3 separate regions of the Mus musculus genome follow, and regions 1 and 3 are each linked to region 2. A link is a loop called in an ENCODE intact Hi-C map of the cell type or tissue named here. Cell type or tissue: heart. All regions are shown on one strand. Each heading gives the region's core, and the rest is flanking DNA. Links, peaks and the distances in the headings are about the cores only. Region 1 has its middle 13 kb from the start of Rps26. Region 2 holds the start of Suox (sulfite oxidase). Region 3 holds the start of Pa2g4 (proliferation-associated 2G4).

What was found. Peaks named below come from ENCODE experiments on the same cell type or tissue, not always from the same donor. Only the 100,000 strongest peaks of a DNase experiment are listed, where the experiment ranks them.
Region 1: it touches region 2 in a loop (3-fold over the local background); 27 of 42 quality-filtered maps call a loop at or near these places.
Region 3: it touches region 2 in a loop (2.5-fold over the local background); 15 of 42 quality-filtered maps call a loop at or near these places.

The regions. Positions count from the first base shown.
Region 1 is chr10:128,608,053-128,618,658 of GRCm38, forward strand. It overlaps the pseudogene Gm9182. Among named protein-coding and RNA genes, the nearest start is that of Rps26, 13 kb to the right of the region's middle. In heart, for the core only: CTCF peaks have their summits at 4,778 and 7,099 (motif pointing right); a DNase peak (open chromatin) is centred at 4,799; H3K4me3 peaks cover 415 bases.
Region 2 is chr10:128,669,353-128,679,958 of GRCm38, forward strand. It overlaps Suox (sulfite oxidase), which reads right to left and starts at 4,566. Exons shown (of 4, transcript NM_173733.3): 1 at 4,500-4,566; 2 at 3,187-3,250; 3 at 2,752-2,929; 4 at 535-2,574. The coding sequence starts at 3,239. The coding sequence ends at 1,165. It overlaps Rab5b (RAB5B, member RAS oncogene family), which reads right to left. Exons shown (of 6, transcript NM_177411.4): 6 at 7,827-10,293. The coding sequence ends at 10,178. It also overlaps a transcript of Ikzf4 not described here and the pseudogene Gm6336. In heart, for the core only: a CTCF peak has its summit at 5,478 (motif pointing left); a DNase peak (open chromatin) is centred at 4,589; H3K4me3 peaks cover 1,857 bases; H3K27ac peaks cover 1,052 bases.
Region 3 is chr10:128,561,792-128,572,397 of GRCm38, forward strand. It overlaps Pa2g4 (proliferation-associated 2G4), which reads right to left and starts at 4,143. Exons shown (of 12, transcript NM_011119.3): 1 at 3,949-4,143; 2 at 1,786-1,914; 3 at 1,433-1,538; 4 at 1,275-1,344; 5 at 1,036-1,128. The coding sequence starts at 4,036. It overlaps Erbb3 (erb-b2 receptor tyrosine kinase 3), which reads right to left. Exons shown (of 28, transcript NM_010153.2): 22 at 10,338-10,413; 23 at 9,854-10,000; 24 at 9,655-9,752; 25 at 9,379-9,567; 26 at 9,145-9,216; 27 at 8,263-8,563; 28 at 5,732-8,103. The coding sequence ends at 7,577. In heart, for the core only: no CTCF peak of the experiment used is centred there; DNase peaks (open chromatin) are centred at 3,580 and 4,430; H3K4me3 peaks cover 3,271 bases; H3K27ac peaks cover 2,455 bases.

The sequences.
Region 1 (10,606 bases), core at 2,103-7,102, 62 kb before region 2:
CATGTATGTAGCCACCTTTCTGTATGCACCACCCACCGTGAGCTCATGTGTGTAGCCACCACTGATATTGAGATCTTCCTTGTATTTTGAGGCATTTCTTGCTGAACTCAAAGCTCACCAGTTTGGCTAGTCTGGTTAGATATTTTGCTTTTGGGGGTCTCCTATCTCTGTCTTTCTTTTCTTCTTCTTCTTCTCCTCCTTCTTCTCCTTCTTCTCCTCCTTCTCCTTTTCCTCCTTCTCTTTCTCCTCCTTCTCCTTCTCTTTCTCCTCCTTCTCCTTCTCTTTCTCCTCCTTCTCCTCCTCCTCCTCCTCCTCCTCCTTCTTCTTCTTTTTGGGGGGAGGGTTTGGTTTTTTTTTTTCGAGACAGGGTTTCTCTGTATAGTCCTGGCTGTCCTGGAACTCACTTTGTAGACCAGGCTGTCCTCGAACTCAGAAATCTGCCTGCCTCTGCCTCCTGAGTGCTGAGATTAAAGGCATGCGCCACCACACCTGGCTGAAAGTCTCTTTTTAAAAGAAAGAGAGAGAGAGAATCTCCTTTTGTCTTTTTACATGAATCCTGGGCACTGGATGGCAAGTCTACCTTCTGAACCGTCTTGCCAGCGCAAGGCTGTTCTAAGAACTAAATGTAACACATTCAGGACTGAAGGGATGGCTCAACAATTTTTTTTTCCATTTTTTATTAGGTATTTAGCTCATTTACATTTCCAATGCTATATCAAAAGTCCCCCATACCCACCCACCCCCACTCGGATGGCTCAACAATTAAGAGCACTTCTTGCTCTTGCTGAGGATTCAAATTCAGCACACTGTCTCTGATTCCAGTTTCAGGGGATCTGACGCTCTCTTCTGGCCTCCAAGGGCACTGCACATTTGCTGTTCACATACATACAGGTAAAACATTCATACACATAACTTTTAAAAATTGAATATTTAAAACAAAATATAAATAATATTACTTAAAAGATATATTTATAGGGCTGGAGAGATGGCTCAGCGGTTAAGAGCACTGACTGATCTTCCAGAGGTCCTGAGGTCAGTTTTCAGTAACCACTTGTGGCTCACAACCATGTAATGGGATCCTATGCCCTTTTCTGGTGTGTTTGAAGACAGTGACAGTGTACTCATATACATTAAATAAATACATAAATAAATATTAAAAACAAAACAAAAGAGAATATATTTATAAAAAACAATTAAATGGAGCCAGGCATGGTGGCGGACGCCTTTAATCCCAGCACTCGAGAGGCAGAGGCAGGCGGATTTCTGAGTTCGAGGCCAGTCTGGTCTACAGAGTGAGTTCCAGGACAGCCAGGGCTACACAGAGAAACCCTGTCTCAACCCCCTCCCCCTCAAAAAAACCCAAAAAACAAACAAACAAACAAAAACAAAAACCAAAAAAGAAAAAAAAAACAAGTAAATGACTTTGTATAGGATCACAGGGGAAAAAAAAAATCACAGGATTCCAGGCAGTGGTGGCTCATACCTTTAATCCCAGCACTCAGAGGCAGAGGCAGGCAGATCTCCAGTATGGGGCCAGTCTGATGTACACAACAAATTAATAGGACAGTTAAAGAGCTACATAGTGAGACATCGTTTCAAAAAGTGGGGGTGGGGGGCGGGTGTGGTGGCGCATGCCTTTAATTCCAGCACTCGGGAGGCAGAAGCAGGCAGATTTCTGAGTTCGAGGCCAGCCTGGTCTACAAAGTGAGTTCCAGTACAGCCAGGGCTACACAGAGAAACCCTGTCTCAAAAAACAAAACAAAACAAATCAAAAAACGGGGGGGGGGGGAGGATCTTCCTAGGAAGAGGGGATAGAATAGATAGTTATGGATGGATGGAGGCTGGAGACTAGGACAAGAAAACCAAACAGGGAGAGGGAGGGAAGGGGTTAAGAGAGAATATGGGGGTGGGGGGGCTGACAAGATAGCTGACAAGATGGCTCAGCTGGTAAGACTGCTCTTCCAGGGCCAGGCGTGGTGGCACATGCCTTTAATCCCAGCACTCGGGAGACAGAGGCAGGTGGATTTCTGAGTTCGAGGCCAGCCTGGTCTACAAAGTGAGGTCCAGGACAGCCAGGGCTATACAGAGTAACCCTGTCTCGAAAAACCAAAAAAAAAAAAAAAAAAAAAAAAGACTGCTCTTCCAGAGGTCCTGAGTTCAAATCCCAGCAACCACATGGTGGCTCACAACCATCTGTAATGAGATCTGACACCCTCTTCCAGCGAGTCTGAAGACAGCTACTGTGTACTTATGTATAATAAATAAATAAATAAATCTTTGGACCGGAGCGGGGCTGACCTGAGCAAGCCGAGGTCCTAAAATTCAATTCCCAACAACCACATGCAGGCTCACACCCATCTGTACAGCTACAGTGTACTCATATACATAAAATAAATAAATAAATCATTTCCTTTTTTCAGAGATAGAGAGAATATGGGAAGAGACAGCCAAAAGCGAGAGCCATTTCAGAGTCACATGGAAACCTAATACAGTAGATAGAACCTTCTTTAATAAAGGTGGAGAGAAAGCTCTAACCAAGTATTTCTTGCCACCAAACACAATCTCCACTGCCAGGAATGGGTTTCATCTAGTCCAGTTGTTGGTCAAAAGGGCCCCATGGAAATCCCTAAAAAACCCAGGCTATTGCCAAAGATACCGGTTGCTCTCCACAACCTTTTGGTAAGTCCCTATTGCTGAAGGAATACCTACATAATTCATTGAACACAAAGAAGTCAAGTGATGCCCACTTTGAGCCTTCACCTCTACTGACTGACTAGTGTTCACGTACTGGAAGGTAGTCTTTCCACTACCAGAGGTATAACAGGTGAACTCCAGCTCGTTTATATAAATCCTTCAGTCCACAATGGTGACCTGCCTACAAGACACATTGGCACAGTAGTGACACAAGAGTTGGGGTAACCAACCACCACCTAACTGGATGTGAGGCCCACTCCATGAGAGGGAACCATATATGCCTAGCACTGTTCTGGTGGCCAAGAACCCGAGACAAGATAACTCAAAGACCTAGGAGAAAACCAAATAGTGCTGTCCTCCTGAAGAGTAGCAATGACATGACTGCTAACAACGTTCTACTGTACTCATGGACCTGTGCCCTGCTCAGACATCGTCAGAGATGCTCCTTCTGCAGGAGATGGGGACAGACACAGAGACCAACAGCCAGACAATGTGCAGAGACTGAGAGACCCTGGAACACTCACTCCTAAACGGGAGGTCTCCATCAATCCCTCCCCTCAGAGCGCAAGGAACCCTGCTGAAGAGGAGGCAGAAAGGTGAGGACTAACACACACACACACACACACACACACACACACACACACACACACACACACACACACACACAGAGAGACTGAAGCAGCACACACCAGGCCTGCGCAGATCTAAGCCAGATGGGTCCCATTACCGAGAGGGAAAGTAGACAGGAGGCCCCGAGTCGAACCCAGAAGCTATCTCCACTGATAACTGCTCACAAAGGAAAAATAGTTTTCTCCAACAGAGTCTCACTGGGTATAACAAACTGCACTTACTGGCAAGCACCAGGCCTGGCAGCAGATGGCCCACACAAAACAAACTCAGTGATATTTTTGAAGGGTTTTTTTTTTTTTGGACTCACAGTGCTTTGTCTGAGCATTAAAAAACAAACAAACAAACAAACAAACAAACAAAACAAAAACCCTCTACTGGCCCTTTACTTATATATGATGGCTTCTGTTTTTGTATTTTTATGGGATTTCTGTGTGTGTGTGTATGTGAATGTGTGTGTCTGCATCTATATGTGTTTTTTTGTTCTTTTTCTTTGGCTCTTTTTTCTGTTGTTGTTATTATTTATATGAATACTCTCTCACTGTCTTTATTATTATCCCCATCATTATTATTTTTGATGTCTGGTTTTTTAATGAGACAGAAAAGAAAGAGTGTGGGTTTGGGTGGTGGGTGGGATCTGGGAGGAGTTGGGGAGGAAACAGTGTAATCAAAATATATTGTATGAAAACTTGATTTTCAAGAGAAGGCAAAAATACATAAAAATAAATAAAAATAATTGCAGGGAAGTGGTGGTGCACGCCTTTAATCCCAGAACTTGGGAGACAGAGGCAGGTGGATTTCTGAGTTCGAGGCCAGCCTGGTCTACAGAGTGAGTTCCAGGACAGCCAGGGCTACACAGAGAAACTCCGTCTCAAAATAAATAATTAATTAATTAATTTCGGAGCTGGAAAGATATCTCAGCAATTAAGAGCTCGTGCAGTTCTTTTGGAGAACCCAAATTTGTTTCTCAGCACCCGTATCAGGCAGCTTGCAACCATCTGTGACTCTAGTTCCCTTGGTCTCTGCAGGAACCTATCTACTCCTACCTCCACAAATACATATAAATAGTAAAAATAAATATTCAAAAATATTTTATCTTAAAACAAAACGTAAGCGTGAGTTACCGTGTTGATCTCAAAATCATGACTATTTTATTATGTTTATTTATTTCCTGTATGTGTGGGCTCCTGTGGGCTCCTGCCTCTTGTCATCGGGGCTTGTAGTGGTCACAATTATTTCTCTCCTTTTTCACACTGTGGTACCAGGGAGAGACTCAGGTTCAGGCATAGTGAGCTCTCTCCTCAGCTCAAGTATTACTGTTTAAATTAAGTTACTGAGGTTTGGAAAGAGTAAATTGCATAAAATTGCAAATGAGTAGAACAATATGGGAAAAGATGAAACTCAGTTTAGTCTCCTACAACCGGCTCTTAACTGTTGCACTATGTCGCCCCCTACGGTCAGCCTAATGCACTGACATCCATGGAGCATCATTTTTAACTGTAGCCAGAGAGCTCTAGCCTGACGCTTGGAGCGGCTGGGTTCACGTCGGTATATTATGCTTTAGGCTGGAGAAAAGGAATGTTTTGTGACTGGTGAACGTCCTTCAGGGCTACTCACCGGCCTCATCTTTGGACAGTCACCGCGAGAAGCTCAGGTTTAGCCACACCTGCTGATACCCACACGAACTCCCAGCACTCAGGGAAGCAGAGGCAGGAAGAGTTCATGAGCCTTAAAGAGTCCAGGGTTAACTACCTAGCATTCATTCCAGAAGGAGCTGAGGTACAATCAAAATAATAAACCATGATAAGGTCACAGTGGCACACGTGTAATCCTAGCACGTGGGAGGCAGAGGCAGGAAGATGACACCATCAACCTAGGTACGTTAGACGCTATCCTGGGCTACACAGTAGGAGCCTGTCTAAAAAAGAAAGAATGACGTGGGACTAGAGAGATGGCTCACAGGTTAAGAGCACCGACTGATTGATCCTCCAGACATCCTGAGTTCAATTCCTAGCAACTGCATGATGGCTCACAAGCATCTGTAATGGGATCTGATGCCCTCTTCTGGTGTGTTTGAAGACAGTGACATATATACTGACATGTAAAATGAATCAATAGAGAAAGAGAGAGGGAGAGAGAGAGAAAGAACATGAACATCTCACTATATCTTTCTAAGATATATTATCGTATAAGTCTGTAAGAAAGAGAGGGAGGGTATGGAAGAGCCAGATAAAAGGAGAACATTAGTGACATTGTTTTCAAACTTTTTTCCAAAAAAGGAAAAAAAGCAGTTGGAGAGATGATGCTCAAGAGTTAAAAGCCGGTGCTGCTGTTGGGAAGCTCATGACGGCCAGCTCCGGGGATCCAAAGTCCTCCCCAGACACTACACCCATGTGCACACACTCACATACACATAATTAAAGTAATAATAATAATAATAATACAATATTACAAAGGGCAGGAGAATGCTGGAGGAAGAAGCCGGAGAAAGGAGAGGGGTTTTCTAAGACAATGGAAACACCAGCACATGAAGATGGTAAAACAAACACGGAGAGAGGAACAGCTGCTTTAGGAGACACAGAGAGTGTGTCCTCACGTAGCCAAGATGTGAGGCAGGCTTCTTCTTCTTTCTTCTTCTTCTTCTTCTTCTTCTTCTTCTTCTTCTTCTTCTTCTTCTTCTTCTTCTTCTTCTTCTTCTTCCTCCTCCTCCTCCTCCTCCTCCTCCTCCTCCTTCTTCTTCTTCTCTCTCTCTCTCTCTCTCTCTCTCTCTCTCTCTCTCTCTCTCTCTCTCCCTTCTCTGAAAGGAGCTTTTATCTTACTCTGTGGTCTAGGCTCCCGGAACTCAGAAACTCCACTAGCCAATGCTGACCTAAGCCATTCATCCTGCCTTAGCTTCCCAGAGCTGCAAACCTACTGGGATGGACAGGGTCTCACTGTGTGGTCTTAGCCTGAAACTATGTAGACTCGTCTGGTTTCTAACTTGTAGCAGTCACCATGCCTCTTTGTCCAAAATGCTGGGATCACAGGGGCCGGCCACCACACCTGGCTTACATACTTTACTGATATGATTTGCTGTTCCAAATCCCTTTTAGGGTGTTATACATTAGGTACATAGGCATTATATTGCTGCCTTAGTCTTGAAAATCACGCCAAAGCAAATAAGGATGCAGAGATAAAGGATCATAACGCTGAACGGCTCCACCGGCTCAGTGCAGTTTATCCACCGCCTGCCTTGCTCTCGGTAACATGCCGGCTTGGTAGGTGAGCTCCTGCCTCAGATACTTTGTCTTGCCACATCCAATGCTGGAAAAATCTATTCTGATTTATCCCAATGGCTTGTTTACCTTCACAGCCCCCTCCTTCTCACCCTTCCTTCCTCTTTCCTAGAAGAGTGATGGTGTTATCTGAGAGCCAGTCTCACACAGCTTTGCCTTGAAGTCTCTATGCACTTCAGGATGATCTTGAACTCAGATTCCATGCTTCCATTACCTAAACTCTAGGATTATTCATGTGCACCAGTACTCCTAACTTTCCTTCACTTCCTCTTCTTTTTTTTTTAAACATTTATTTATTTACTTTATGTATATGAGTACACTGTAGCTGTGAGCCTTCCTGTGGTTGTTGGGGAATTGAATTTAGGACCTCTGCTCACTCCAGTCAGCCCTGCTTGCTCGGTCTCTGCTTACTCCTGCCCAAAGATTTATTTATTACTATAAATAAGTACAATGTGGCTGTCTTCAGATGCACCAGAAGAGGGCGTCAGATCTCTTTACAGATGGTTGTGAGCCACCATGTGGATGCTGGGATTTGAACTCAACACCTTCAGAAGAGCAGTCATTGCTCTTAACCACTGAGCCATCTCACCAGCCCTTTCCTTCAGTTCTTTAGGTTTATGATTAAACATCATCAGTAGTTAATCCTATCAAGAAGCTACTGGGGGCGCAGAGGCCTAGGATGGTTACACTGAGAAAGCCGACTTCCAGCGTGGAGTTCTTTCGCAGCGTTTGAGCCACTGAGCTCTTGAGCGATGCGGCAGAAGTATTACGTTGAAGTGGCTGCTCGGGGCCTGGTGGGAAGCTGCCCGGGCCAGGCCCGGTACCTCCTATGGGCCTACAGTTCGACACACGAGGATAACAGCACTTTTCAGGAAACATGTCCACACTGCTTCCAATTGTTGGTTCTGGATAACTCTAGAGTGCGCCTCAAACCTAAAGCCAAATTGACACCAAAGATACAGAAACTTCTTAATCGAGAAGCAAGAAATGATACACTCAGTTTTAAAGAAGCGAAACTGTTGAGAAAGTATAAAGACTCTACAAGTGTGCTGCTGATTACCTGTAGAACATGCAACAGAACAGTGAGACACCATGGTAAGAGTAGAAGCTTCCTGTGGGCTCTGAAGAGCAACGCTGCCACTGCTGCCAACAAAGCCAGCCCGAAGACGCCAAAGAGAACGGCTCCAGGCTCTGCAAACCTTGGTCAGAGTACAAATGGTTCCAAAGGCAAGAGTCCCTCCTTGACCATCAGAACACCTACATCTGGAAAGCCAACACCCATTTGCTCCTCAAGGAATGGGAGCAAAAGAAAGAAACACTTCTGTCAACTTAAAGCACTGCTTAGTCAGAGTGCATCTGACAAGAACCCAAAGCTGGACTTCAGGCACTTCTTTTTTTTTTTTTTTTTTTTTTTTTTTTTTTTTAAATTATTTATTTATTTATTATATGTAAGTACACTGTAGCTGTCTTCAGACACTCCAGAAGAGGGCGTCAGATCTTGTTACAGATGGTTGTGAGCCACCATGTGGTTGCTGGGATTTGAACTCCGGACCTTCAGAAGAGCAGTCGGGTGCTCTTACCCACTGAGCCATCTCACCAGCCCTTCAAGCACTTCTTATCTTCTCTATGAAGAGAATGACCTCTGAAAGAAAGAACTGTCTAGTGCAGCTTTTGTCCTCACTTTGATGTCTGAGCACATGGAAACTAAGTCAAAAGCAAGCTGTTCTCGTCACCCTTCAGTGCTGTGGGAAGTGCCTCATTAAACCAAGCCTCCTCAGCCTCCCTGGTGAATGTGAAGACCAAAAAGTAAATGGCCAAAGGGAAAGGTACTGCTGCAGCCACGCCTACAGCTCTATCTTATCTCCAGGACCATCGGAGCAGAAGGAACCCCAGCCTACAGGTTGTTCTCTGAGCTCCACATGAGTGCCCACCCTGCAGTAGATGAATAAATGTAATAAACGGCTTTGAAAACTAAAAAAAAAAAAAAAAAGAAGAAGCTACTTGGGCTGTAGAGCTGGTTAAGAGCACTGGCTGCTCTCCTGTTAGGACCTGGGATCAATTTCCATCTGCCCACATGCTTGCTCATAACCATCAGTAATTCCAGTTCCAGGAGATCTGATATCTTCTTCAGACCTCCACAATCACCAGGTATGCATGTGGTGCACATTCATACATACATACATACATACATACATACATACATACATACATGTGAGCAAAACACTCATACACATAAAGATGTTTTCCAGAAGCAGCAGCTACCCTGGGGATGGGCGTGAGAATGCACATCTTTGATTGGAGAACTCAAGGCAGAAACTGGAGGGGGAATCCCTGAGTTCCAGGCCAGCCATATCTACAGAGTGAAACCTACGTGGGGGACGGGAAGGGAGAGGTTACCCAGAGCTGAATTGTTGGATGAAGTTCAGTTGGTAGAGTGTACACTTGGCAAGCATAAGGTTCCCTCCTCAGGTATGATGTCATGTGCCTGAAATCTAAGCACTGAAAAGGTGGTCTGGCCTCTGTAGGCACTGCCACACACATGGTATACATACTCATTCACGAACATGAGTAAAAATAAAATCTTTTCTCCTCTTTTGTTTTGTGTTGCTTTTCAAGATAGGGTATCACTGCATAGTCCTAGTTGTCCTGGAACTCACTTTATAGACTAGGCTGGCCTCAAACTCAGAGATCTGCCTGCCTCTGCCTCCCTGTAGAGGAATTTTAATCCAGCCACATGGCTTCCCTGGCAAGGGATCACATCCAAAGACCTTCTAGGTATGTGGGATCCAGCTGGAATGACACACCTTTAATCCTTCTGGGTGGGATACAGACACATCCTTAGCTCACACCTTTAAACCCAAATTAGAGACACAGCAGTGTTTGAAAGTGATGTGTAGGGCTGGTGAGATGGTTCAGCGGGTAAGAGCACTGACTGCTCTTCTGAAGGTCCTGAGTTCAAATCCCAGCAACCACATGGTGGCTCCACCAGTCTGGTCTACAAAGTGAGTTCCAGGACAGCCAGGGCTACACAGAGAAACCATGTCTCAAAAACAAACAAACAAAAAACAAACAAACAAAAAACCACTCCCAAGTGCTGGGATTAAAGGTGTGTGCCACAACCACCTAACTTTTTTTTTTTCTTTTTAAAAAGGATTTTATTTTGCAGTGGTGGTGCACATCTTTAATCTTAGCATTTGAGAGGCAAAGGACAGCCTGGCCTACAGAGTAAGTTCTGGGACAACCAGAGATATAGGTGGGAGGGGGGTTAGAAGGAAGGAGGGGAGGGGAGAGAGGGAGACAGAGAAAGAGAGAAAGAGAGAGAGAGAAAGAAAGAAAGAAAGAAAGAAAGAAAGAAAGAAAGAAAGAAAGAAAGAAAGAAAGAAAGAGAGAGAGAAAGAAAGAGAGAAAGAAAGAAAGAGAGAGAAGGGGAGGAGATGGGAGAAGCCAACTTAGAGGCAGACGAACAGGAAGAAGATCCTGATCCTGTGTGGTTTTAAACAGCCACAAGTAGCTAAGATTTTCACAAGGTTAGAATAATTGGGGTAAAGCTTTTATCATTATCAATTGGCTCTGAAATTATTGTATTGACATCTTGTAAATTGTGATCTTATTGTTATATAAATCTGATTCGATAATTAAGCTCTAAGAATCGTGCTTCTACTGGTAACTAGGTGTTGAGATGGCTGATTGTGGGGTGTGTGGGGTGCTGCATGGAAGTGAGAGGAACTGGGAGGGGGGGCTTGTCCGAGAGATAGCCCAGTGGGAGCCCTATGGCCACGCAGGGCTGGAGAGTTGTTAGGCCAAGAGACCACATGAGTGAGATCACCTGTTGAGGGGGCTAGCCCCAGAGAGTTGGTAGCCACGACAGGAGCGCTGGAGTGTGGACTGGCCCCGCTGAGAGTTGGCAAGTTTTTAAAAAAATATTTCCCACTTGCCTCTGCCTCCTAAATACTGGGATTGCATGTGCCACCATACCTGATTAAAAAAAAAAAAAGGTTTATTTATTTTAT
Region 2 (10,606 bases), core at 2,933-7,932:
GGAGACTGCTGAGGGAAAAAAAAAAAAAAACCGGGAGAGGAGCTAGGGGAGAATAGCCGAACGCCGAAAGATTTAAATCCAAAACGCCTTGTGGTGCAGAGGTTAAGTCAAATCTATCCTTCATCTGCATCTAATTTGCAAACTAGGTGCACACTTCTATTCCCCATCTGCATCTAATTTGCAAACTAGATGCACAGTGGTCACCCCACGTGCCTCCACATGTCTGCCTCTGGTGCCAAGGGTTGCCCCTGCCCTCCCTAAGGTAATATTGATTTCTTTAATTTTTGCATTCATTATCAATCCTGCCTAGAGAGCAGGAATTGGGGAAACTGTTTGAAGGCAACAAACATTTTTTTTTTAAATCACTTCTCTCTTCGTAGGTATCTCCAGGTCAGTCATTTAGGTAGTGCAACAGCGGACCTGAGAAGGGAGACACATTCCTTGATTTTTCTAGCAACTACACCTCCCTCCCGCTAGCTTTGGGTTAGTATCATACCTCCTTGCAACATGTTCACTGTCCAGGCCCAAGAGATTCCAGTCATAATCTTAAACAGACACTTTATTGGAATAGTTTTAAAAGTAGCACTCTAAGAGGGAAATCCCCTTGCATCCCAGAGGCAATTGAAAATAGTTATGTAGCTGGGCAGAGGTGGTGCAAACCTTTAGTCCCAGCATTCTGGAGGCAGAGGCAGGCAAACCTCTGAGTTTGAGATCAGCCTGGTACAGAGTGAGTTCCCGGACAACCAGGGCTACACAGAGAAACCCTGTTTTGAAAGGGGGAAAAAAAAAGAATAACAAGAAGATGATGAAGAAGAAAAAGAAAAATGTACAGTAATTACACATTCCACACACCACACACACATCTGAAGAATCTAAGCAATGCAAAATAAGGCCCAGATGGGGGGGCATCAGAAGTAGAGATGACCATAGGGTAAGAAAGCAGTGTCTTTCGAGCTGCTCTCTCACCCGAGCAGCCTCTCTCCAAGCACAGGGTCAGGGGCCAGAAGAGATGTGTGTGCTGGGGTACAGCTTAAGACACAGTACGTACAAGGTTACGAATCAAGGAGAGGAAGGAAATGTTTATCTACAGCAATGAGGATTAAGGCTGGGTTGGTGAAGAGGTCTAGGTGGTTCTTTGGGTACAAATGGTGCCATTCCATGCTTTCATGGGACCACCTGAACATGGACACGGTGCCAGGCATTGCTGAGTACGCCCCGAAGGTTCCAGATTGGGGCTACAGTGTCTGGCTGCACATTGTAACTGTCATCTACAGCTTTGCAAATGATGTTCAATTCCTTTTGCTCAGCCGGCACCTGAGCTTTCAACTGCCATATTCGCCAAGCCCAGGCCTTCCTGGGACACTGTTCCTCTCCCTCTAGCTCAGCTTCCTGCCAGGTTAGTCCCCCATCCACAGACACATCCACTCGAATCACAGCCCTGCCACCACCACTCCATGCATAGCCCTTGATAGTCACCTCGCCTGACTCTACAATGGCCCCATCTTGAGGTTGTGTGATAGCTGACTGGATAGGTAGTTCCTGAATTGATGGAGCTAGGTCAAAGTTTACCGTGTCCCAGTCCACAGATGGAGAAAAGCCTTTGTAATCCCGCCTCTGCCAGTGACTATAACTCTCCTCTGATTCCACACTCACTCTGCCGAGCCATTTGACATGACGGGCACCTACTACACCAGGAACCACCACCCGTACAGGGAAGCCATGGTCACGAGGTAGAGGCTGACCATTCATTTCATAAGCCAGGAGGACCTCGGCTTCAGGATCCATGGCCCGAGCCAGAGGGATCGATGCTCCATAGGCAGTTCCAGTGGGGTCTGAATCCAGTCCTTCAAAACAGACATGGGCCTCAGAGTCACAGAGTCGGTGACCAGCCTGGGCTAACACATCACAGAGCCGGGCCCCAGCCCAGCGTGCTGTGCTGATGGCCCCTGTTCTCCATTCCAGACCTTTCACTTCCTTGACCTTACTCATTTCGGAGCGCCGGTTACCAGCACACTGCAGAGTGACAGTGACCTCATGTTTGGGAAACTTATGCAAATCATCCAAGGACAGAGACAGTGACTGACCTCCAGGTGCCCCTACTACATGTAAGCGATAGGTGTGTGGGTCCAGGTTAGGTACAGGCAGATGGTTACGGGTGAAGAAAATAGGATTTGGTGTGATGTAGCCTTCAGTTAGCAGTTCAGGAGGAGGCTCTGCATTAAAGGGGCGCTGGCTATTAATCCTCAGGGCTGGATGACGAATAGGATCATCAGCATAAGGGTCAGAGGCTTCCACGGAGGGGGACATGCTATCTTCGGGGTTCAGTTCCCCAATCTTATACTCGGCCAGTAACTCACGTACATGGGGCTGGTTGTGCACAGCATAGAGGGCCCAGAAGGGTTCTAGGGGACCTCCAGCTGCTAGCATCAGTTTTGATGGTCCTCCTGGATGCAGGTCCACAAATTTTGTGACATCGAAGACCTCAGAGCCTAGAGTTACCCAGACTCCAGTTTTAGGGTTGTTGTGAGAACGCACATCCTCTTTAGAGTACATCCGTGGTGACTCCTGAGAAGCCTGAGGGTTGAGGAGGGAGAAAGCAAAAGGAAGAGACTATTAACTCACTTTAGGTCATTCTGACCCCATCCACAGTCAGTCTGGGAAATTAAGGGAGCAGGTTGTATTTCTACAGTTCATGAAGACAGAGCCTATAAGATCCCTTTGTTCCGGCATGGAAGCTCTTTTCCCACTTACCCTACACCGATGCTCATGGTAGACCAGCACCACACCCAGGCCTAACAGGGTCCCCATGACTTTCCATCTCCGAGTCCTTGAGTTATCATCAGAAAAGGTAAGGCTGGGATGCTGGGGCTCAAGTGAATCATTTGTGGAGCATGCTTGAATGCAGAGCCTCAAGGGGGTTGACTTGACTCTGGAAGACAGAGATATTAGTAGCACAGAACGTCCCAAGAAAGCACCAGTGAAGTAGTGTGGTCAGTCACCTCTCCCTCATTAGTCACCAGTTTGCAATTGGAATTTGGTTTCTTCCGGATGGGTAGGACCAGCGAAATATGGCTTTCTCTTTCCTCCAATACTGTACTATATTATGTGTCAGATAAGATAAATATCTACCAGATAAGATAATTATGAGATAGGCTAGGAGATAAGTACTGGCTTGGGAAAACCTACCTGATGGCCTGTGGAAGCCTCACAACCACGGATCTGTATAGCTGCAGCAGCATCGTGGCAAGACCTACAACAAGAAGATAGATTCTAGGTTTCAAACCAAGAAAACCCCATGTTTGGGAGACCTGAGAGTGCATGGTCCAAATGTGTTCTTAAGAGTACACTTGGAGCACTTCAGAGACACACTGTGCCGAAAGGAATGGGGGTGGAGTGGGGATGGAAAGGTACAGAGGCTTCTAGAAAGAACAATGCCCCAGGCAAAGGGACTAAAGGACAGATTAGAGGTTTGCCAATTTTTTTTCTAATGATGCTGTGTATTGAACCTAAGGTCTTGAGAATATTATAACTCTACCACTGAGTCATATCCTCAGCCCCTATTTTATAATTACTTCTAAATTGAGACTGATGAAAACAGACAAGAGGTGGCTGCAACCTAATGGGGTGAAGGAGCCAGAATCCTGGAAGCAAACTGCCTGGGGTTTGCAAAACCAGGCCTTGTCATTAACCAGCTCCCATGGCAACACAGCGGGCCTCTCTGAACTTGTATCCTCATCTCTACCCAGAGGAACTGATACGAAGAGTAAACAAGTAATAACATTCACTCAGACCTTTCCTCTTTTCTCCCTCCACCCTTCTAAAATAAATACCCCATCTGAGAACTGAACCTCAATTCAGAGTCTCCACCCTGACCTCGTAGTCTATGGCATTCTAGTGATCTCAGCAAACTGAGCAGAGTCAATGGCCAGGGTGTCAGGGGATGGGCTAGAGAAGGAAGTTAATTTTTCTGCTCTCTGTCCTGCTGAGGTGTCTTCCTCACAACCTAGTGCCTCTCTGACCTAGGATGGTCAAAGTGGAGAGTAGTAAGAAGCCGCTGGTTGCTGAGATGCTAGGGATGGGACTCTTACAAATGGCGAAGGAAGATGGAAAAGGCGAATTTTTCTCCTCTTTACGCCTGGGCCACGGGGATCCCTACTCTTCCTGCCATCTACTCTTAATTTCAGCAACCTGCTTTTTACCAGCCCCGTTCCAGGTTTGGGAGGAGCGGCCTGCTAAATACCGAAATGCTACTCCGTGGTGCAAGAGTAGTCCTTACTCTCTGAGACACTTTAGGTAGGAGGGTGTGTCTGTCCAGAATTCGGACAGAACACCAGCCTGCGACCCCAGGAGCACACCGACATCATATATGGAGATACTGGTTCTTTTGCTACTGCTAAGATTTGGAGGTTGCTCCAAGTTACTCCAAGATTTGGCGGCACTGGCCGCCTTGGTCCCACCGTTGCCCTCCCTCCTTTCTCTCCCGGTCGCAGTCCCCTTACCCGGCTGGATGTCGGCAGCGGAACAATTTCACCCGCCCCGTGCAGGGCTAGAGCGGCCCAGAGCGGAGGGGCGGGGCGGGGCGGGGCTCGGCCGTGACGTGTACAGTTTGTGCAGGCGTCCTGACGCCCCTCGCCGGCTCCGCAGCTATTGGCCCCTAGCTTTGCAGCTGCTCTTGACGAGGACTGTCAACTGTCGCCCGGTCGCCGGGTCGCCGGGTCGCCGGGTCGCCGGGTCGCCGGGTCGCCGGGTCGCCGGGTCGCGGGGTTGCGAAGCTGGGGGGCGGGGCGTCGCCGGGTCCTGGATGGTACAGGCCTCTGCCTCCCGGGGACCGGGGTCACACACTGGTGACCAGAGCAGACCGCAGCTCCGTAGGGAATTGTGAGGCACAACTGATGCTCTGTATCTAGACAGTGGAAGGTGACAAGGCCTTGAAAGGTGGCCACGAGAATGGGGACCACATTCCCGGGGAAAACCCAGGGTTTTGTCCCGCGCCTCGGTAGTTCGGTGTTGCAACGTTGAGTCCTAGGGAAAGCAAGGCCAGGAATAACGGCAGAAATGATGCCCAAAATAGTGGCTCAACGATTCCCAGAGTGGATTTCTGAAGTGTGAAAACAGCAATACCGAAAAACCATGTTTTATTTGAGACAAGGTCTCACTATGTAGCTCTGGCTGGTCTGAATCTAGCTTTGTAGACCCTGCTGATCCGGAACTCCGGAGGTAGATTTGTCTGTCTCTGCCTCGAGTACCTCACTTAAAAGCATGCACCAAAGTCTGCGTGATGAATTTTTTAAAAAGCGTCTACTTAAACAAGAAAAAAGGGCAGTTTAACAAAAGTATAAACATTGTAGTCTTGTATATAAAAGGTAAAGGACAATGATAGAAAAATTTGCTATTACTCTTAATCATTTACTAGAGATTGAAATTTTGACATTCACTTTGGGCTCCGGGAACAAACATTCATAGACTGCCCTCTAGAGACCAGAGGGTTGAGCTACAGTCGCATCAACTTAGAACAAACTTTTACATCTGGAAGTTCATCTTTGTCCATTTATGTTTTTTGATTGTTTTTGGTTTTTGTTTTTTGAGGAATTGGGCTAAGAATCCTGAACAGGGAAGTGTACTCAGAAAAGGGGACGTGATAGTGAATAGGTGATATTGACTCTAACGTTTTTGGGAGTGGAAAGGTTTTCAGCCTTTGCAGATTATCATCCGAAAGGTTGGTTCTGTTTTTGTTTTTATTTTTTGAGGCAGGGTTTCTGTGTAGCCCTGACTGTCCTAGAACTTACTGTGTAGACTAGGATGGCCTGGAACTCACAGAGATCTGCCTGCCTCTGTCTCCAGAGTGCTGGGATTAATGTAAAGGGCACATCCAGGCCCTGTTGTTGAAAATAAAGTTTCAGTTGGTGTTACAGTGCCAGAGTATGATTCCAGCTGAGGCCGGCCATGATTGTACACAAAGACCCTGTCAAATATGTACTTGGTATGGTTTCTCCGTCCATCTACTAATGCACCACCTTTATTTTAGGGAGCTACTATCTCCTGTAGTGCAGATGGACCTCTACTTCCAGGTGTTGGGAATACTAGGTGTGTGCCACACACCTGGCTCAACCTCCACAGTCTCTTCATTGCACAGCTGGAGAGACTGAGGCACTGCTGACTTGACAAAGGCCCACAGATGGCAATTAGGACTGGCCTGGAAACTTAAGGGCTGCCTGACTCTAACTGGCTGGCTCTCTAAACATCCTTTCTCACTTAGAACCCTCGTGCCTACAATCAGTCTCTTATGTTTTCATTTTCTGTATTTCAGTCCTTTAGACTATGACAGATTGGAGGGCTTCAAGCAGAAATAAGAAACAGGTCTGGGCAGAAATGTTTCTTTTTGGGATAGAAGCTACTTGATCAATCAAAGTTAATTTAATAATTTTTTTTTTTTTGGAAATATGGTCTTGCTAAACTACTATTTAGGATGCCTTTAAACAAGTCTTACAGCTTCAGCCTTCCTAAATAGCCGACAAGTGTCACCATATCCAGCTGTTTCTTTTTTAAGATTTATTTTGTATGTATGAGTCATGTATATGTACCATGTGTGTACCTGGCACCTATGGAGGCCGGAAGATATCAGCTACCCTGGGTCTGGAGTTATTGATGGCTGTGAGCTGCCATGTGGGTGCTAGTATTGAATCCACATCTCTACAAATGCGACAAGTGCTTTAGACCACTGAGCCATCTCCCCAGCTATCTTTTTTTGTTGTTGTTGTTGGTTATCAGATAGTCTTTTATTGAAATATTTTCTTGTTGCTTCTTAACTAGCTGGGCACTCCACTGCACCACTGTTGATGTCATCTATGATGTCATGAGGGTGGTGGCCATCCACATTGCAGCCCACAGACTGTGCAGTACCCAGGATCTCCTTGATAGTCCCAGAAAGTTCTCTAGCCAAAGACCGGTGTCTCATCTGCTGGGCAATGTTGACAATCTCATCAAAAGTAATGTTCCCACTGTGTTTAATGTTCTGCTTCTTCCGGTCTCTTGGTGGCTCTTTGAGGGCTTTGATGATCAGGGCAGAGGCAGAGGGCACCACCTCAATCTGGGCCTGTCTGTTGTGGATGGTCAGTTTCACTGTAATTCTGAGACCTTTCCAGTCACTGGTAGCCTTGGCAATGTCATCAACAACTTTCTTCGGAGACAGACCCAGAGGACCGATCTTCAGGGCCAAGGCGGATGTGGCACCGACCTCGCCTCCGGTGCACCTCAGGTACACGACTTTGACCTCATTGGGGTCGAACTTGGGCGGCATGGTGGAGGCGGCTGGTGTCGGATGAACCTGGATTCGGGACGACCGAAGAAAGTTGCACCGTTGCCTCCTCCAAGCCGAAAGCCGAAAAGCCCCAGTTATCTTTTCTCTGTTTAATCTTAAAGTTATGGATCCAATTCAGAAACTAATATACAAGTGAGCCCTAGAAAAATGCAAAAATATTGCATACTGGTCCCAACAGTTCAGATATGGCATTCCTCTGTCTAATCTCAATGTGGTTCAAGAGATGCAGACTATACCAACAAACAAAGAAAAATAAGGCACATTTGATAAATCATGTATCTCTGAACATAAGCGCTCTCTCTCTCTCTCTCACACACACACAAATAAAAATAAAAACAAAATCAAAGAAATAAAAAGGGTTATTTTCCAAATTGGTTCTTCGACTAGTTAGAGGTGCCAAGGTGGAGGGAAAGGATGCTTGAGGTATCATGGATTTATTTCTCTGGGCCCTTTCTTCCCATTTTTTAGTTTCAGGCAGACAAACAAAACAACAGTCCAGTGCACTTTCTTTTTTCCTTTTTTACTTACATTAAATACATCGATAAATCAGCAGTTGCATTCTGTTACCACGATTGTTATGTTAGGAGAGTGAAAGAAAGGCAAATGCTTCCTTAGGAAAGAAATATAAAGGCAAAAATGTTGAGCCCTCCCCCTAAAAACTGATCAAAAGAAAAAAGGTAACGGGGGAGGGGAGGGAGAGAACAAAACCCCTCAAGCCCAACAGAGCTCCAGCGAAGGCAGGAGAGCTGGCAGGAGGAGAGGGAAGGCAGCAGGTAGGCCAGGAACTAAGGCCAATACTGTTCCTAAGAGAGGGGGGGAGGGAGGGAAGGAGGGAGGGAGGGAAAGCCTAGGGAAATGGTTTCCCAGCCCCAAGGCAATAAAACATCTTCACTTTTGCAGAGAAGGAATTAAGTTTCTAAGAGACTTGGAGAGCTTCCCTCGAGTCTCCACTTGTAAAAAGGATGTGCCTGGATATTTTGCAGATGAACAGGTTCTAGGAAAGTAAATATATGTTTCAGGGCCATGAGAACTAAGGCTGCCCCTGGAAAAGGAAGAGAATTGAGTCCTAAGTGGAGGAACCTAAGTTGGGTCCTTGAGAATCTTGGCCTCATGGATTCCTCAGCTGCTCTGGAACACAAGTCAGTCTCTGAGCCCAAGGGGCAGAAAGGCTCAACTCGAGGTTACCGTGGTCTTTTCCTTTCTTCTGCATGTTTCTCCCAAACTCTGGCTAAAATACCAAGTTTCCTCTTGCTTTGATGGCTTCCCACAGACACCCTCAAACACCTAATATAGGACGTAGAGAGGCCAGAGACTTAGGAAGGACCAAAGCCCTCTGATGATACAAGGCAGTTGTGAGGCACCTTCAGTTCTAGCTGCCCTGTCATTGGACAAGCAGCCTTTGTGGTAGGAGCCCCTAGTGGTACACGGATTAAGTAAGAGTAAGTGGGGGAATGAAGGAGGAACTAAACCCAAGATATTAACAAAAGGAGAAGAAAAGAAGGCTAATGGGAGCCAGGAGGCAGAGCAGACTGTACAGAGAATAAAGACTTATACGTATTTACAGGGAAGTAGAAAAGACATGGTAAGACATAGCAAACTGAATGTGAACCCTGGGAAGATAGAACACTCCTTTTGCCTGACCTTTCTTTACTCCACTACCATGGCCCATGCTATTCTGAGGCCACTCCCCAGTTGCTCAGACAAACCTATACCCAAGAATAGAGGTATGAATCAGTCAGGAAGCTAGCAGTGGAGACTGGGTGTGAGTAGCTGCCACTGCTACTGTCTTCTATAGGGCCAAACCTCATTCATTGTAGATTCCATTTAATTAAAACGGTTGAAGGATAGGTAAATCAATCAACCCCCCCCCCCCCACACACAAAAAAACCTGTATCTTGACTGAACTACCATCAATTAAAGTGCAAACTGCAGGGGCATGGTGTCTGGGGTTAAGGCCATCTCAAGGCCAGGGTAGGGGAAATGCCTATGTATACATAGGCCTCAGAGGACGGTATCAGAGTACCTCCTCCAATTAGATCACAGCAGAGCTAAAGGTGCAGGCAACCAGTGAAGATTCTTTGGAGCACTCTGAGGTCCAATCCCCACACTCGAGTGGGGTGAGTGGATGGGGACAAAAGGGAAACCAGCCTCGGGGCAAGTTCCAGAGCCACGGATGACACTGCACCTCAACCTTTGTCCTACTAATAAACTCCCATTCAGTGCCTGCGAGCTTGACTCCCTGTTCTCACTCCTACCTAGGAACGCCCTCCACAAGTCCTACTCATTGGTGCCGCAGTGTTTCATAGACAAGAAACTCTTACCAGATAAATAAAATGGGAAAGCAATGTTTCCTCACTCCCTCCTGCTGCGAGCCTTACTCTCCCCACAAGGTCTTTAATGTAACTAAAAGTATATCCCTCCCTTCTCAGTCCCTGGGATTACCCTTCATCATCTTGTAAAGAGGAGAAACAGGATCAAGAAGAGGGAGTAATGATGAAAGGTGGGATGTGAGGCAGGAGACAGAAGTCTTCTCTGAAACACTGGAAAAACACGGGGGTGGGGGACAATGAGAAGGTCACTGTCTTGCACCTAGAACACGAAGTGAAGAAGTTTGTTTTGGAAGGAAGGTCCTGGGGAGATGTGACCCCAAGCCCCAGGTAGGGCATAGTAGTGGCAACAGCTGCCTGGTGTTGGTTGCTGAAGCATTAAAAAGTGCCATGACGGAGCTGTCAGGAGGCAGCCCTTGGGAGCCAGGGCTCAGTGTGCTGTTACCGTAGGGACTGTGTGCTGAGGGGTGGGGATGGAGGTTATTTCTTAGCTCTCGTGCTAACTCCATACATATTTGCTTCGAGCCACCCCTCAGTTGCTACAACACTGGCTCTTGTTCTGCTGGGACTGCTCATGAAGATCCACACCCCGACTTCGGCCTGCCGCACCCCCCAGATTCTGGGGTTCGCTCTTTGGCAACTTCTTTGCTAAAAATAAAACAGAACAAAGTATGGTAGATTTTACTCATATACACTTCCCACCCCAAACAAGACGACTATTGAGAGGGGATAAGAGAGATTAAAACAATGATTTGAAGAGGGCCCAAGTTTTTGCAAACCTCACTGAACACAGAGAGCTAAAGCTGCCACCCAAGGATGGACGTTACCAAGCAAGTGAAGCTGTTTCTACACTGAAGATTTTTTTGTCTGAGGTGCTAGGGACTGAACCCACTGTTAAACCTCTGACTTTGGTTTCTTTCTGTAGTCCAGATTAGCTTCAAATTCTTGATCCTCTGGACTC
Region 3 (10,606 bases), core at 2,154-7,153, 110 kb before region 2:
TCTGTGCCTGGCAAAGTAGTGCCTTTACTACCAGAACTTGGGGAGACAGAAGCAGGAGAACCCGAGTTCAAGGCCAGCCTGGCATACACAATATATGAGCTGTTTCAAGATAAGCAAAAGAAAATAACATTATTTAGTGTGTGCATACATTTATTATTACTAAGTAAATGTAAGTTGTAGGGCTTGGTTTTTTTCAAGACAGGGTTTCTCTGTGTAGCCCTGGCTGTCCTGGAACTCACTCTGTAGACCAGGCTGACCCCGAACTCAGAAATCCTCCTGCCTCTGCCTCCCAAGTGCCACCACTGCTCTCGGCCAGTTCTTGTTTTCTATCAGGTAGGCCCTAGGGATCAAACAGGCCACCAGGCAGAGTACAAAGGGCCCTTACCCATTGAGACATCTTGCTGACCCTAACAGTCCTCCTCATCCAGGGTACTGGTCCCTCGGACACTTTTCCTAGTTTACAGATGAGGAAATTTGATCACACACGTGATCCCAGGGGAGGAGGATGGACACCAGGGAAGAAAAGATGACTTAAAAAGTTGAGCTCATAGACTGCATCTGATTCAACAGCTACAGACTAACCATTATGCAAATAGCCAGTAAAAAAAAGACTTGCCTAACTTACTACAGGCTGGGTACCTTCAAAGTGCTAGAAAACTCTGAAGTTGTTATCAGAAGGACACAAAGAATTTAATCAGGGGAATGAATACAAACTGAGCACAGTGTGCGCACTCAGCACACACACACACACACACACACACACACACACACACCCCACCACCACCACCACCACCACCACCACCACCATACCCGGCTGTATGGTCACACACAACTGTAAAAAATTGTTTCTGTTAGTTATTTTGGGGTCAAAACACACAAACAAAAATCTAAGAATGGCTTTTATAGGTTCCACAGGAAGAAATACATCCCCTATACCTTGCATGGATAGTAGGCACTCAGTTAACTGCTGTTTATAAACGCCCGATTCATCTTTTTCCCTCTGTCAAGCTTTGGAATTACAAGGAAGTGCCTTACCTGGTTTCCAGGTTTGACCAGTCGTAAGGCAGCTTCAGCACATAGGTGAGCGGCCTTAATGACATCTGCTTTCCGCCCTGTTACCTGGGTCCCCTGTAAATAAAGAAATACATCCTCTATTATTCCAGAAAGACCACTAGTGTGTGACCAAACTTTGTGGTACTACAACGGAGATTAAAAACAAATGGCAGGATATCCCCATATCAAGACTTAGCAAAGTTCAAAAGCATGCTACCTACCTGAGCTACACCAATTACAAAAGTGTGAGCCACATTGGCAATGAAGCCATCCACATGAACCCCAAGGTCACTGGAAGGCAAAACAGCACTGCATTAGAAACCAACAGTGCGCGCACACACAGGAAAATGACAGATACTCCAGAACAGCTCAGCCTTACATTTTTACCAAGTCACCTTCCTTGAGTATATAGTCCTGGTCACTCTTCAAAGGGGAGAAGTGACACACACAGTTATTTACGGAAATGCTGGTAGGAAAGGCAATACCTGTAAAAAGAACCATCAACCTTACTGCCTTGTTCTCACCTGGGAACACTTCCTGCCCTTTAGAAAAGTTGAAGGGGACTGGTTTTCGGTTTAGTCTGGGAAGGAAACTGTACCCATCCCACTTGCTACTTAGATTTTCAAATAGCTTAACCAGGGATTTGGGGGGGTGGGGTGTGTTTGTGGGAGGGCAACTAGGTGGCTGGGTTCAAATAGGAGAAATCAAGAGGGAGGGTTTTACCCTTCTTACCTTTCTTCATCTCCTTTTCCTTCTTGAAGATCTTCCCTGTCTCTTCCATAATCATGGCATCACCTTTCTCACACAAGCTCAGCACAGACACACCTGAGCTGGAAGCCTCCACCAAAGATCGAAGCACCCCTGGGAACAGGAGAAACCCATCAGCCCTGCATGCGTTCATCATGTGACCAGACCACAAACTGAATTTCGTTTCTCATACTCCCAACACTGTTCATTGTCCTAAGGTAGAGAGAGGAAAGGTTTATGTCCTGGAATAATCTACCCATGTTTAACGTCTGCGTTTTTGTTTTTGAGAAATACCCCTGACTGTCCTAGAATTCAGCGTAGACCTGCCTGCCTCTGTCTCCCCACACATGTGCTGGCACTGAAGGTGAGCCCACCACACCCTGCTCTACTTCCTACCTTCCCTTCCAAAAATAAGGTCAGCACCAGCTTCTCTCCTCTCCATGATTTGACACTTAGGCCTTAGGCCTCACACATCCCAAAGATGCTGTGGCAACCCACTCCACACACACAAACAGACCAAAAGACATTTATAGGCGTCGGGGACAATGGGGAGGTAGAGAACTGCTGAGTCAAAGTTGAAGCATTGTTAAATGTTACCTCCGTCCCTCCCCAGACACAAAGTAGTAATCATAATTTATGTGGCTGTATTTCCCCATGTCTAAGTATATAAGCCCAGGGGAATTAACCTAAGGTCTTAAAGATTCAGAGGGCTAAAACTTTACTTCCAGTATATCAAGATCACATGTAACCAGTTTCAAAACTATTATCTGAAGTTGCCTGTGGGGTTGGAGATTCTGTCTGATTCAAACCAACAGCAAATACTAAAACATCACCCCAAATAAGGTTATCATTTTGTGTATGTCTTTATGATCATGGGAATTCTAGGTTTGATGATTTCTTATGTGTTTTATTCTCTGGATTCCAGAGGAACTAAGATGTAACCAAAGACACCCTAAATACCTTCTTCCAAGTATTTTGTCAAGTCCATTCTAAAGGCCTAAGGCAGTTTTTTTTTTTTCCTCAAGACAGGGTTTCTCTGAAACTCAGAAATCCGCCTGCCTCTGCTCCCCAAGTGCTGGGATTAAAGGCGTGAGCCACCACTGCCAAGTCTAAGACAGTTTTTATCAAGTGAATTTTAATTTTTAAAATGTTAAAGAGCCGGGCATGGTTACACACACCTTTAATCCCAGCACTCTGGAACGCTGAGGTGGGCGGATCTCTCAGGCCAGCCTGGTCTAAGGGAGTACCAGGACAGCCAAAGCTACACAGAAAGCCCCAAAAATAAGGGGGTAAGGGAGGGAAAGAACTGGAAAGAGAAAACAGTAAAGTTATCTGTCCAAGTGGCAGACAACTGTTAGGAGAGTAAAGATCATTTAAGAAATGCTTATAATCCTAAAATCCGTGTCTCTCTCCACTTCTTTTCAGTATTATAGACAGGCTTGCCCAGCTGTCTAAGCAGAACCTCAAAACACTGTAGAGGCTCTAGGAACAAATATTAAAGGCCGCCTTCAAAAACCGGAGCAGTGGTCATACAGGAAAGCCAGGTTGTTTTAGAAGCTCCAGAAGTGTCTTCCAACGGCCCCTCGAGCTAGGTCAAGGGGCGAAGGGGGTCCCCACTAAGAAGACCTGAAGTAAAGACTTTAGCAAAGCACGTGGTGGGGAAGCACGGTAGGAGAGGAAGTGGGGAGCCATCGATCCGCACACAGGGACCTGGCAACACGTGCCGGCTCAGCTCCCGCGGGTCAAGAGCCGCGACTGGCAGAGGGGCGCTTCCGTCGCCAACAGCTGGCCGCTTCCTTTTCGAGGTGGCCTCACTGCTGCCAGTCGGGAGCATAGATCCGGACAGACCGAAGGGTATGGGCAGAAGACGACGCGCCTTGCCTCCTTACCAACCGCCCAGGGTCGGAGCATGCCTGGGCCCCTCTCTGTACTCCTCGCGGTCGCCGGCCCGCACCTCCACTCTCCAGCCCAGGCATGGCTGCTCAGTCCCCAGGGCGACACCAGATCTCCCCACCACGTCGCCCCCGGCAGTCGGCACGCGCCCCTCGGTGGCTCACTCGGCAAGACCCAGACGCCACAGCCCTCCGGAGAGAGCCCCAAACCTCTCCCTCTCAGCCTCGACTCCAAGACCCCCGAGGCCGCACTCACGGTTGGCGATGTCGCCCCCCATCTTATACTTGGTCACGACCAGGTCCTCGGCGATAGTTTGCTCCTGCTGCTCGTCTTCGCCCGACATCTTCCTACTGCTACTACTGCAGCTTCACTTTCCCTGAGCTGCGGCCTCCGTCTCCCTTCCCAGCCACAGGCTGTAGCTAGAGTCTCTTCGATCCGCGAGGAAAGCGCGAGCAAGCAAGGGAGCGGGAGGGCGGGCAGAGAGAGCGAGAAGCTGCGAGCGCGCGGGCTGAGGCGCAGGGCACACTGGGACAATGAGTCCTGCTGTCGGCCAGTTCCCAGCCGCCCTCGCGGGCTCTAGAACTACAATTCCCAGCCTGCTCCTCGCGCCCGTCCGCCAGGCCCTGGGAGGACTTGCCTTCCCAAGTCTGCGCACGCCGGAATCGCCGGGCACGCTGGGAAGAGTCTGGCCCCGGCGGGAAGGCGGAGCCGTTGGGGAGCTTGAGGGAAAGCGTGGTCTCTCCGGGAAAAACCTCTCATTCACGCCGACCCTGAGCTCGTAACAGCGAGGGGCGGGCCAAGCGGGGAGGGGTGGAGCTACAGGGAGAAAAGGGTTGAGAGGCCGCTGGGCAGGGTGGAACAGGGTGGAGCCTGGAGCCATAGGACTAGGGTCAGTGGGTGTGTGTGTACGTTTTGGGCGGTTGTCCCGTGCGCGTAGCCTTGGATTCCCCTGTCGGCCGGCGCGACCGGCCTGGCTGGTCAAATCCTCCAGTGCTGGGATAACCTCTGGGAGGGGCTGAGCGGAGGTGGAAGTCCTAGGGTGCTGGAAGCGAGCACTAACTGGACAGTCTGGGTGATTATACATGTACCATGGCCTGCTAATAGAAAAAGGCCAGACTTCCTACTAGACTAGAATAAAATAGCACTATTGTTCCAGCCGTGGTTTTTGATGGGGGCCATCTAAGGGAAACGTTTATGAGGGATTTGGTCACTCTTAAGAGTTCTGAATCGCCGGGATGAGGTGGCGCACGCAAAGGCAGGCAGATTTCTGAGTTGGAGGCCAGCCTGGTCTACAGAGTGAGTTCCAGGACAGCCAGGGCTATATGGAGAAACCCTGTCTCGAACAAAAAAAAAAAAGTTCTGCATCATTTCAAGTTTTCAGTACCCAACCTGTGTAGGAAAAAATAAAAACAACCCAAGGCTTGCTTGAGCTTTTTCATTTTCTCCCAACAATCAGGGGGTTAGGGTTTTGTTCCTAATTGTTTACACTTTTGTTCCTTTGTAGGGATCCCCAGTAAAAAACCCTTTAGTAGAAAGGACTAGAAATGCAAAGCCGGGCACTGGTGGTGCACGCCTTTAATCCCAGCATTTGAGAGGCAGAAGTAGTCGGATTTCTGAGTTCGAGGCCAGCCCGGTCTACAGAGTGAGTTCCAGGACAGCCAGGGCTACACAGAGAAACCCTGTCTCGAAAAAACAAACAAAAGAAAAAGACTAGAATGCAAACAGGGTCTGGAGAAATAACCTGGTTGGTATAACCTGGTATCCTTGCAGAGGGAAGGGAGTTCCCAGAACATTACAGTCACCTGTAACTCTTAGCACTGTGTAGTTGGCCTCTGTGGGCATTGCACTCACGTGCACATAACACCATTCCCAAACTCCCACTCTCTCACATACCCATAATTAAAATCTTAGAACAAATCAAGATTGGTTACATTACTTGTGACAGAATGTCAGAAGCAGAGAAAGCCACCCATTGTTAAGAAGCAAAGAAAAGGGATGGTCATGTGTACTTTCCACTTGACAGGAATCCACAAAAACAAACAAAAAAACTCTGACATTTTTATTTAGACACGTATAAAAACAAAACAAAAAAACTTTAATGGTACAAGAAGACATTCCCCCCAGTTCCCATCCAGGAAGACTTGAGGTTTGAAGATGGATCCTCTTTCTATCCCACCAGAAGTTTATCACTACTGGTTGAGAACAGCTCCCAAAATAGGAGTCTTGGAACCTTTGCGAATTGGCTTGTAATGAGTGTGTATCTGCAACGTAAATGGCCTGCAGCTTACACAAAAATGTCTAGTTACTTGTCCTGTGTCATCTCCACTCCTTCCTGAGATGAGAGGCCTGGGTGCTGGAGGAAAACGTGGCTGGCTGCATTTGCTTGATTCAGTGCACCAACAAACGGAGTCTGGAAGCTCACACATGTAGCCACAGCCTTTGAGAGGTGAAGATGGGATTGCTGTGTGTGGAGTTGAAGGCCATCCTGGGCTACACAGTTGCAGGCCAGTCGCCAGGCCCGGCTTTACACACACACACATACACTTTATAGTTAAATCACAGGCATGGGAATTGGGAGGATTTTGAATCCTGGACCTGTGGCTTTGCTTCTTCAAGGCTCAATTCCCCATTTTCTGAGGTTTTGCTGTCCACAGTTTTAGTAACCTGTGGTCAACTGTCATCTGAAACATGCTGAGTGACAAGTTCCTGAAATAAATAATCCTTACAGTTTACATAGTACCCATTCTGAATAGCACGATGAAATCACAGCCGGCCTCTCCTGTTCCACTTGGTAGATGAATCATCTCTGCCTGGTACACCCGCACTGAATAACCTATTTGCTCTTGAGCCACTTAATTACCTGCCTGGTTATTAGATTGACTGACAGATCTCATAGTACTTGTGCTCAAAGACCCTCATCTTACCTAAGAATGGGCCCAAAGGGCAAGTCCTGCTATTAATTCAAATGTGTCAAAGAAATGGTTTTTTGTTTGAGAAAAGGTGGAAATTCTTGACTTCACGGGGGGGGGGGTTGTAATGTCTATAATAACAAATCCATTAAATTAGAAAAATAGAAAAATCAGTACAACCTCTGCTGTGTCACCTCAAACTAAAAAGAACAATAAGTTCTTAGTTAAGATGGAAAAGTCACTAATCACAGAATTCAGTTTTGTTTACTGAATATTAAAAAAATATTAAAAATATTAAAAGAAAAAAAAAACCCTACAGGATTCAGTACTATTCAAAGATTCCGGGACCTGTTGGCTATCTTGGAACACTCAGATTCCATATTGGTGAAACAGGATCAGTTCTACCTCACAAAACTGGAAAGATTATAACTGAGACAATGTAGGTGGGGTTCAGTATGAGGATGCCTGGCTCACAGTGCATGTTCAGTTCGTAGTCACTGGTACCTACTCCTAACTTCACTCCTCAAAGCTTTGAGCTTCTCAATCTTCCTCTGGGATTAAAAGTCTCATAAACAAAAGTCTTACTTTTTCTCTTCTCTTTCATCTCCCCTTCTTTAGAGTCTGATTGGGGAAGAAAGGCAAAGTTTAAGAGTCTAATCCCAATGAGTAAGAGCCTGAGAGAAAGGGTCTGGAGAGTAATCCTTCATATCTCCAGGGAGTCTCCCTGAGGAACGGGATCAGGAAGGGAGAGACACAGGGAAACTTCTCTTTCCTAGGCTTGGGAAGAGAAGAGAGTGCACAGCCGGCTATGTACCGCAAAAAGTTTGTGACGATATGTTGACAAATCTCCAAGAACTAGATGGCATTCTTGGAGAAATGGAGGTGGGACCTCAGAGAAAGGGGTGAGGAAGGGTTACCCTCAAAGAGGCACTAGCTGCCATCAAATGTTCCCCAAGAGTCTCAAGGAACCGAGGTCAAATTCTCTGGGCGTTAGCCTTAGGGAAAAGCCTGCTATGCCAGTAATCGGGGTTGTCAAAGGCGGAGTCAGTGGCTTCTAAACTACGCAGAGTTTTGAGGCGGGCATAACGAACATGGGGGGCTTGATGTCCAGGCCCCTGGAAAGCTCGCATTTCCTCATACCCTTGTTCAGCTGCTGGGCAGGCCCCCATAGCTGCATAATCCCCTCCGGAACCGCCCGCACCACGCCTGCGGTTCATGTATTCATAGTCCTCATCTGGAGTCGTGCCAGCAGAGGGCACGATGGCCATGGGATGGAGTGGGCAACTCTGCGTACTGCCCAGAGAAGCACTGAGGTCTGAACCCACATCCATGTACTCATAGCCCAGCTCTTCCAGGGAACCAGGTCTGGGGGGCCGAGCCGGGCTACCCCTCCTCTTCCGGTTCATGTATTCATACTCCTCATCTTCATCTTCCTCTTCGGTACCCAGCACAGAACTGAGACCTACTGACGAAAGGGTGCCTTCCCGGGAAGAGGATGTACCTATGGTTGAGAGAAACTCTTAAGTATATATAGAACTTCATAGAAATAACCAGAAGGAATGGGAGCGAGCGAGTCATCAGAGAAGATAAAAAAAATTAAGGGGAGCTTGGAGAAAAAAAGATTAGAAGATTTGAGGGTAACGCTGGAAGTGACAGGTACCTCTGAGGTGCGTATCTGGCATGACATAACCATTGCCATCCTCTTCCTCTAACCCTGGTGGGGAGAGCGGGGTGACGGGAGTAAGCAGGCTGTGTCGCTGCGAATGGTAGGCACTGTCCCCACGTGGCCGTGGGCTCCGGCTCCGGCTCCGGCTCCTACACATTGATACTCTCTCTTGGAGTTCAGCCTCAGAGCCCGTCACATGGCCCTCTGATGACTCTGACGTTTGACGCCCCCGTGGGATCGGGTGCAGAGAGATGGGACGGGAGAACTGTTCGCGACCCCCCAAAACCGCAGAATCCTACGGAGGAAAAGTCATAGGAAGCAATACAAGGATTATATGGACTGTATAAAAATACAGACTCAGAAGGAGGCACAGTTGCTCGGGGAGGGCCTTCTCTGTTGGCAGGATGCTAACTAAACCTTAAAAATTTGAAACATCTCCATTTTCCTTTTTCTTTTCTTTTCTCTCCTTTTCTTTTTTTTTTTTTTTTTTTTTTAGTATAGGATGGAGTTTATTCAGGGCATGGGGAGGGGAGTTGAGGGAGTAGAGGCAGAGAAAGGCAGAGAGAGAGAGAGAGAGAGAGAGAGAAGAGAAGAGAGGAGAAGAGGAGTGGAGTAGTAGAGGATAGAAAGAGCAGGGAGGGGAATAGAGAGAGAGAGGATAAGGAGCAAGATGCGGGGTTGGAGAGATGGCTCAACAGTTAAGAGCACTGACTGCTCTTCCAAAGGTGCTGAGTTCAAATCCCAGCAACCACATGGTGGCTCACAACCATTTGTAATAAGATCTGATGCCCTCTTCTGGTGTGTCTGAAGACAGCTACAGTAGACTTACATACAATAATAAACCTTTGGGCTGGAGCAAGCGCCAGCACATCTTACCAGACAAGCCTCCCCAAGGTTGCTCTGGTTCATGGGCATGTATCCAGACGAAGGACTTAAAAGACTCTGGCTCTAGAATGGGAAAGGAAAGGAAAGGGCTAAAATGAAGGAAGAAATCTATTCTTAGTGTGGAGGCTGATGAGTGGTGATTCTTCATGCTCACGGGGGTGGGGTGTGTGTGTGTGTGGGGGGTGTCTGCGTAGCAGAATCTTGTGCGGTTAGAAGATATCTTACCCCACGTGGCCGGGTAAGCGTTCCTGTAGGCAAGCTGAGGGCAGAACCCAGTGTGGTCGCCAGGCCCTCCTCTTCTACCTCCACGTCTAGGTCGAGGTCCAGGTCTGGCTCCAGCTCTGCATCCTGCAACTCTTTGGTGCTCAGAGCAGATGGCTCTGCTGCAGGAGGTATTCCAGGCCCACTCGCTCTCTACAGGAGTAGAAATCCATTAAGGTGGGTTCTAGTTCTCTACGTCCTTTCCCTAAATGACTCTGACATCCTCTAGCCCTTACTCACCTTGATGACCAGATACCTTGGTGGGTCCCGGGCCATCCTGGTAAACTCATTGGCCAGTTCTTTAAAGGTTGGGCGAATATTCTCGTCAATCATCCAACCTAGGGAGAGATGTAGGAGGTTGAGCCAGAAGAGAGAACAGAGCCGTGGAAGAGAAAGGAGGGAGTCAGTTAGAAAAGGCTAGGGTCAGAAGACAACTCACACTTGACCATGACCATGTAGACGTCAATGGTGCAGATCTGGGGCTGTGCTAACCGCTCTCCCTTCTCCAGCAGGTCTGGTATTTCAGCCAGTCGTAGCCCTGCGTAGGGCTCTGCCCCGAAGGTCATCAACTCCCAAACGGTTACACCTGATACAGGAAGAAATTAAGTAATAATTATGAAAAATAGATACAGGCACAAAGGGAAGGGAGGGTTGGCCTCCCTTTAATACAAGGATTGCAAGGGCATATAGTTTTTTTGGTTTTGTTTCTTGTTTTTTTTCCGAGACAGGGTTTCTCTGTGTAGTCCTGGCTGTCCTGGAACTCACTTTGTAGACCAGGCTGGCCTCGAACTCAGAAATCCGCCTGCCTCTGCCTCCCAAGTGCTGGGATTAAAGGCGTGCGCCACCACACCTGGCTGGCATATAGTTCTTAAGAGGAGACACAAAAGGGGGACCTGAGCTGGTGATGACAAAGGGGTGCTTACCGTAACTCCAGACATCACTCTGGTGTGTGTATTTCCCAAAGTGGATACTCTCAAGGGCCATCCATTTAATTGGAGTCTGAAGATTAAAGATGAAGGTGCTACCCATTAATTTTCACCTATTTTCTTAAAACTACAAGTTCTCTATCACCCATTCCCCCCTGATCCCGCGAACTTAAATTTTCTGTCATTCTCAGCTTCCTCTCCTTGAATCTCCAGGACTCATTTACTTATCTCAGCTAGAGCCCCTTGACTGCTCTGTATTCCATGCT